Regions from separate parts of the Homo sapiens genome. Here region 1 is linked to region 2. The links are chromatin contacts, found by Hi-C or POLR2A ChIA-PET in ENCODE. All regions are on one chromosome and are shown on one strand. The core of a region is the stretch at or near the end of the contact, and the rest is flanking DNA. Distances in the headings are between cores, read along the strand shown.

Region 1 (3,770 bases), core at 807-3,306, 2.9 Mb before region 2:
TGTCCAGAAGCAGCAGAGATACTGCTCCTTGCAGAGCAGGGCTACCCCATAGGCAGTGTGTCCAGAGTAGCATCTGAAAGGCAGTTCTTCTGTCATATTTATAATCATTTTTAATTACAGGCAAATTAAGGGGTGAATTATGCAGAAATTTCTAGGAAAAGGGTGGTAACCTCTGGGTTGTCAGGTTGTTGCCATGGAAAGGGGCATTAATATGGAAAGCTGCTTCCTCCCTGCCCCTGTTTTAGCTAGTCCTCAATTTGGTCTGGTGTCCAATTCCTGCATCCTACCTCACTGCATTTTTAGGTTAAGCCAATATATAACCTCCATATATTGATTTATGACTTTGCCTATAACCTCTGACACCCCTGCATTTAAAAACCCTTACCTATAAACAATTAGGGAGTTCAAGACTTAAGCACTAACTGACCAGTTCTCCTTGCTTGGGACCCTACAATAAATGCCTCACTTTCTTTCACTATAATCCTGATGTCAGTGTTTGGTCTTGCTGCACAGGCAATTGGACTCCAGTTTGGTTTGATAACAGCTCTTGAGAGATTGGAAAAGAGAGAGTCCCTGAGAGAGTGGGTTGTTTTCCACCTCCTGTTTGGTCTGTTTTCACATGTATCAGCTTCCCCTTTGACCTTCTACCATGTTGTGACACTGCACAAAAAACTCTAACCAGAACTGAGCAGATGCTCACACTATGCCCCTTGAGCTTTCCAATGTGCAGAACCATGAGCTAAGTAAACCTCTTTTTTAAATCCAAGCATACTTTGAAGATATTGGGGGTTCAGTTCCATACTACCACAATAAAGCAAACATCACAATAAGGCAGTTCACAGAATTTTTTTGGTTTCCCAGTGCATATAAAATTTATATTTACACTGTACTGTAGATTATTGTGTACAACAGTATTATGTCTAAAAAAAGTACATACTAAGAAAAGAAAAATAGCCCAGAGCTGTCTGAGCTATGTGAGGTATGCAAAATTTATTAGACCCGGACAGAAGTGAATACTGGCTTCCGCCACGCCTTCCCATGCCTTAGGGCAATTGTTAAAGGCATTTTGTTCTTTATTAGCTGCCTCACCCATTATCTTTATGTTCCTGGAATTTGTGATACAAGGAAGAAAGCATAGCCAGTCAATAGCTTAAGTTTTTTAAATATAAATTCTTGGTAAACAAGTTAAGCTCTGCCTCCTCTCCTTTCCTTAAAAACCGGCTCACGCCTGTAATCCCAGCACTTTGGGAGGCCGAGGCGGGTGGATCATGAGGTCAGGAGATCGAGACCATCCTGGCTAACAAGGTGAAACCCCGTCTCTACTAAAAATACAAAAAATTAGCCGGGCGCGGTGGCGGGCGCCTGTAGTCCCAGCTACTCGGGAGGCTGAGGCAGGAGAATGGCGTGAACCCGGGAAGCGGAGCTTTCAGTGAGCCGAGATTGCGCCACTGCGGTCCGCAGTCCGGCCTGGGCGACAGAGCAAGACTCCGTCTCAAAAAAAAAAAAAAAAAAAAAAAAAAACCTACTCCGACTGCTGCTAATTGGAGTGTATATTCAAGGCAACTTGAATCTAAGCTCCTGAGTGGCCATTCTCAAGCACTGAGCCCAAATAAACTCTATACTTAATATTATTCTCTGAATTTTCTTAAAGTTGGCAACACCTTAATTAAAAAAATACTTTATTGATCATGCTTATGAACATGATCAAATGAGAATCAACTTTCCTGTGTATGTGGGGAAGATATGCAACTAGTAACGCAGAAAGAGGGAAATGGGAAGAGGGAGAAAAGAGGGGCAGACATGGAACAAATGAGAGAGAAGGAAAGGGAAGCCAGAAGCCAGAAGCACATCAAGGATGACAGAAAATAAAAGGCGGATAAAATTCAAATGAAAAAGAAAGGAAAACCCCGACACCCTCCAAGAGGTCTCTCTGATCTGGACCACCGGCTCCAAGCCAGTAAGAAATCTCCCAGCCAGCTGTGCGCCGCGCGCCAGGCTGACATCGGCTTCCCGGATCAGCTCCGGCGCGGTACTGTGACGTCACCTGAGGGGGGCACTTCCGGTCTCGTGCCGCCTTCCCAGGACCCTCAGGGAGAGCGGGCAGCCTTCCAGGTGGACAGGTGAGGTACAGCTTGCCGAGCTCAGGGTGACTGCCCAAAGGAAGGACGGGTGGGCAGGCACGCGGGATCTGGCGCCCCTTCTTCTCTATGGTTCCTCGCAGAGCCCCTGTTGCCCTGGGCCAGATGGCCCGTAGCAGCAAAAATAATACTGTTCCGACAGCTCGCGAGTTCGGAGCCACTTGGCCTGGGAGTCCCTTGAGTTGCAGGCCGGGCAGTCGCTCACCCGAGCGCGGTAATGCAGCATTTGAACCCCTAAGTGTAGCCCACCTGTAGGGAGTCTTATGGTGCCCCCGCGGAGGAGTAGAGGCCAAAAAGTTGGGCAGCTGGCCGGGAAGAACTCGCTAGGAGGGGTCAAACTCTGGGCCGGGAGTGTTCTTTGCCCCCGGCGTTTAGTGCTCACGCCGCCTTTTATTCACGCTGAAGACCTTAACCGTAAACCCTCATCCTTGGGTCTTAGTTTGGTTTTGTTCCCCACGCAAGACAGAATGCAGATTGGAACACTTTATTCCTTGGTTAATTCGTATCTTCCCTCGCAAGTAGTTACCGGACACCTGCTTTGTGTCCTGTGTACCAAACACAAGAGTTGATAGTCCTGGCCGGGCGCCGTGGCTCACGCCTGTAATCCCAGCACTTTGGGACCCCGAGGCGGGCGGATCAGGAGGTCAGGAGATCGAGACCATCCTGGCTAACACGGTGAAACCCCATCTTTACTAAAAATACAAAAATAAATACATAAATAAATAAATTAGCCGGGCGTGGTGGCGGGCGCCTGTAGTCCCAGCTACTCGGGAGACTGAAGCAGGAGAATGGCGTGAACCCGGGAGGTGGAGCTTGCAGTGAGCCGAGATGGCGCCACTGCACTCTAGCCTGGGCGACAAAGTGAGACTCAGTCTCAAAAAAAAAAAAAGAGTTGATAGTCCTTGAGTTGAAAGAACAAATCTGTATGGAGAAAGAGATACAACCAAAAGAAACCCAGAAGATTTAGAAGCATCTCCAGAATGTTTATTCTCAAAAGCTGTTTTTTAATTAAACTTCTTTCTGAAACTATACGTAGGAGTGTCTCTTGTGTGTTTCCCCATTTTTCCACCTGAAGGTTAAAGACTTAGAAACCTGCTAAGGCCCCTCTTTCCAGCATGTAGCATTCTAGGGGGATAATCAGGGCAACACAGTGGGTGCCCATCTAAAATTTTATATTTTAATATTTTGCTTTTTGATAACTTAATGCCTTCAGACTGGAGGATTTTTTCTTTCTTTTTTTTAATTTTTTTAAAATTATACTTTAAGTTCTAGGGTACATATGCACAACGTGCAGGTTTGTTACATATGTATACATGTGCCATGTTGGTGTGCTGCACCCATTAACTTGTCATTTACATTAGGTATATCTCCTAATGCTATCCCTCCCCACTCACCCCACCCCACAACAGGCCCCGGTGTGTGATCTCCCCCTTCCTGTGTCCAAGTGTTCTCATTGTTCAATTCCCACCTATGAGTGAGAACATGTGGTGTTTGGTTTTTTGTCCTTGCGATAGTTTGCTGAGAATGATGGTTTCCAGCTTCATCCATGTCCCTACAAAGGACATGAACTCATTCTTTTTTATGGCTGCATAGTATCCCATGGTGTATATGTGCCACATTTTCTTAATCCAG
Region 2 (3,921 bases), core at 1,151-3,650:
TAATGCCTGGAAAAGTGCCTAGCAGAGTATCTGATATATAGTATGCAGCTAATAAATGTTATCTATTAAAAAATAGAAGGAAAAGGAGGAGGAAAACCCTGTGGTGCCTACTCTCTCAAAGCTGACACACATTCCAATGGCAAATGCCAGACACAGGGCAGATTGAGATGGGTGGTAGAACAGAGGGATGCACGTCTGTGAAGAATTACAGTGAAGGGCAAAACCCACTGAAGACAGGAGGGAGCTGCAGTTCCCACTCTCCCCCTTCCTTCTTAAAAGAAGATGATGATACTCAGTTGGTGCTTTGCTGGCAAACTCAAGCTCCAGAGCTTTGGATTTTTAATATTATAATATTTCAGAACAGAACAAAGACTGCTTCTGACCTCCCAATTTGCCCTCATACACTTGACCAGCAAAACCTTAGCGTAGCTGCATTCATCAATGGCTCTATTCAGGCAATTATGGGTCAGACAAAAGATTCAATTAATACTGATCCCGCAAGTCTCCTTAGTATATTCACAACATGCTTTGGATTCAGAGTTCTATGGCACCTTCATATGACCTTCTCCGGATCCCAATATTGACAATTCCTAGTTCAGAAACGACAAACATAATATTAGAACAAGAGAAGAAGGGAAGCTGGTGAGAAAGAAAGAACAGACTAGACTGGGTGCAGAAATTATATCATCCATTTGCTGTCTGTCCCCGAGTGCATCCTGGGGCCTGGCCCATGGCGGGCTGGTTGGAAATGCATACTGAACGAGTCAATCTCCTCAAGAAGGTCACCACCCAGGTAAGAAGTGGAGCCTGCACATTACACCAAGTTCAGCTAGAGAATCAAAGCCACCTCTTCGGCTCCAGATATGCAGGGAAGACAAAGCACGAGGGCATATGCCTTCAGCTAAGAGATAGGTGCGTGCTTCCTGTTTACCTGGGCAGGTATTTGCAAATAGTCTAAGAAGGGGGGCAACTAGGAGTGACTTACACAGTTCCAAGTGAATGGTTACGCAAATCGCTTGAGTAAATACAGGGAAAGAAACAGGAAAGGCTTCTGAACTGTTTGTACTCATCTGCTCCAGTATTTTCAGAGGGTAGGGTGAAAGACAAAAAACCCGAACGAAGGCTCCGGGCCAACCACAAAGCTACTCTCCGGCAGGAACGTAAGGAACACCTACCGCCCCTCCCCCCACTTCACGCCTTGGCACCAAACCAGGGCCCCTGGGTCATTTTGGCAGGTGGAGGTAGCTCTTTGCTGTCCTCTGCCCCTGCTGCGGGCCACCCGAGTGAAGCTTTCGGCTCGGTCTCCCCAGACAAAACCGGGGGGAGACATCAAGAATGCAAAAGGTGCTCCTTTCTCCAAATGAACGAGAAGGGACAGAGCGGGGTTGGGGGTGCAGGACAAGCCCTGCAATGCGAAAGGCGCCCAGCCAGGCTCGCCGCGGCCCCTGCCGGCAAGACTGGCTCGCTTGCTAGCCAAGGTGCCTCAGGAGGTCGGGCAGCCACCCAGAAAGGCGCGAAAAAAAAAAGAGGAGTTCCTGACCCCGGGGTGACCCTTCCCCACCACTGCCACTGATCCAAACGCAGAGTCCGCAAGTGACTCCACACCTGCGCTGCAAGCCTCACGCCGTCCCCACCCAGGGCGCAGCGCTGCACGAGAGCAAGGGCCCTGGGTTCGCTCTTCCCTGCAACTGTCGCGGGGCGCCTAGCACAGCTGCAGGGCAAAGGGGAGGGGAGGAATGACAAAGAAGGCGGAGCAGACGGCCCGGGAAGCATTTACAAGCGCCAGGAAAGCGCCTCCTCTCGAGGAAGGGAAGGAACGGCTTCCCGGCCAAGGAAACGCCCCGGGGATGCCCCTACGCGAGGTGCCGCCTTTCTTCGGCTCATCGATTCTCCCGCCTCCAGGTGGTCCTCCCCCTGACCATAGCCCACCCCACTCCCCGAAAGCTGATCCTAAATACCTTCCCCGAGGCTTTCAAATCAACCCAGCCACCGCTTCAACAGCCCGCAGTTCACGCAACAGGCGGAGCCTTAGGGCTCCAGCGACGGCGGGCTCTGGGGACCAGAGGATGCGGGCGCCGCGGGCCAGACGCCCAGAAGGACGGAAAGTGCTCTGCGGCCGTAGACCCTCGGGGTCGTGCACCCGCGACCTGGACCACAGGAGACTGGGGCAGCAAAAGGTGGGGGAAGGCGCGGTAAAGTTGCAGGGTCGCCCGGAGAAGTCTCCGGAGCGCGCAGGGAGGTGGGGACGCCAGCCAGGTACCTGCAGGAGTCCGGACGCATCCAGCTAGCTCCGCTCTGCGACGCCGCCTGCCCGCGCTGCAGGGATCAGGCCTCGCGGCGCGGCCCCGCGCCTGCCGCCGCGGCGGCGAGGAGAGCGGGGTGGCCCGCGTCGGCCGGTCTGTCCGTCGGTCCCGCCCCGCTAGAGCGAGGCTCCCGGGAGCTGCGGGCGGGGCGGGGCCGGACGGGACGGGGCGGGGCCCGCCGCTCGGCCGCCGCCCCATTGGTCGCAGCTCCGCCAGCCCCTCGCTTCGGGCCCGCAGCCGGGCGCCCCGGGCCGAGGGCGCGGGCGGCTGAGGACTGCGGGGCTCCGACCGCCAGACAGGCGGACAGACCCATAGACCTAGATGCTGCCCTGCCGGCCGCGCGCCCCCGCCCAGGCCCAAGTGCAGAGTCACCCCGGAGCGGCAGGCGCTGTCCGGGTGGGACCAGGAGCGCGCCCCGCGCCTCCCACCTGCGCGCCCTCCTGGGCCGGAAGCGCCGTGGCCCTGCGGGAAAAAGATGACCTCCCCCGCGGCCCCGGCGGCTGGGGCAACCGCCTTTCTAAAGTCGCGGCCCAAGCGACACTTTGCTAATTTGCCTGGATTTCCTCAGGAAATCGCGAGGCCCAAACTTGTTTTAAAACAAAGTGCGAAGGAGAGTACATATAGCTCCAGTTCCTGCCAATGTTTGCCATCGGTCCCGCTGCCTGAAGACTCAGGCACAGTGCAGAACAAGATGCTTTGTCTTATTCCTCCACTCACCGAGTCAGAAGAGGTGCTTGGACATTTGCACCAAGCAGATGCGCCTCATATGTAGAAGAGGAACCAGTCGGGTCCCCTTTCGGAAGGACGAATGGAAGAGGAAGTCAGGGGACGATGCCTTCAGCCGACGTTGAGGAACAAACCAGGACCTCGGCGAGGACAGCGTGTGGTCCAGAAGGCATCGCTGGCCTCGCTGCACTGAGCGAGAGCGCTCAGTTAACAGCCAGGAGGAGAAATGGGACGCTTCGGGACCCACCCCCGCGCTCCCCCTCCCGCCCCCAAACTGCAGATTTTTAAGTTGTGCAGACGTGGAACAATTCCTCGGAGCCAGCTGCTCCAAGCTAAGGCGCCCAGTGTTCCCTGGGTTCCTACCCGCAGCATACGCCCTGCCAGCTGCCCCCAAGCCAGCACCCGCTGACCACTCACCTCAGGCAAGCACCTAGGAAGACGATGCAGATTCAAGCTCCAGACCTTGAGCCAAGCGCTGGGGAGGGAATGGGGGCAAAGAGATGGTGGAAAACACTTTCCTGAACTTACTGAATACCCTATGTTATGTGTGGGTTTTCTAATTGTTCTTTGCTTAATGAAAAACCCACGTTGGAAATCAGAAAAAGGCAGTAATCCTCACCGTATCTTGTGGGCTTCAAAGAGGAGGTTTTCCCCTTAAAGGGAGTTTTGGTCCAGAGGAGAGGCTAACAGCAGGCAGGAAGGGCAGAGGAAAAGATAAAGCCTAGGGTGGTCTTCCCCCTGAGGCCTGGAGCCCACCAAGCTCCAACAGTTTCATTTGGCTTCTGGGAAGCAAAGTACAGATGCATGTGTCTGCAGAGCACTGTTCTGAGCCATTTGTCCCTAATTCCATGGTTCTTTGGTTCCTCCAATCTTGTCTCCTCTCCTGTGGAAG

What was found. Hi-C counts contacts between places; a loop is a spot of excess contacts on that map. ChIA-PET counts read pairs that join two places held with the same protein, here RNA polymerase II (POLR2A).
Region 1: a map of endothelial cell of umbilical vein shows a loop between it and region 2 (7-fold over the local background). The contact joins the promoter of LDAH here to the promoter of KCNS3 in region 2. A Hi-C loop is called at or near these places in 1 of 168 maps with a recorded cell type or tissue (endothelial cell of umbilical vein). POLR2A ChIA-PET finds 5 or more read pairs at or near these places in 1 of 52 experiments (activated B cell).

Annotation. Positions count from the first base shown.
Region 1 is chr2:20,821,387-20,825,156 of GRCh38, reverse strand. It overlaps LDAH (lipid droplet associated hydrolase), which reads left to right and starts at 2,056. Exons shown (of 7, transcript NM_021925.4): 1 at 2,056-2,120. RefSeq lists enhancers at 1,873-2,262, 2,483-2,552, 2,355-3,180.
Region 2 is chr2:17,877,146-17,881,066 of GRCh38, reverse strand. It overlaps KCNS3 (potassium voltage-gated channel modifier subfamily S member 3), which reads right to left and starts at 2,400. Exons shown (of 3, transcript NM_002252.5): 1 at 2,261-2,400. RefSeq lists silencers at 2,280-2,329, 2,420-2,619, 2,630-2,789.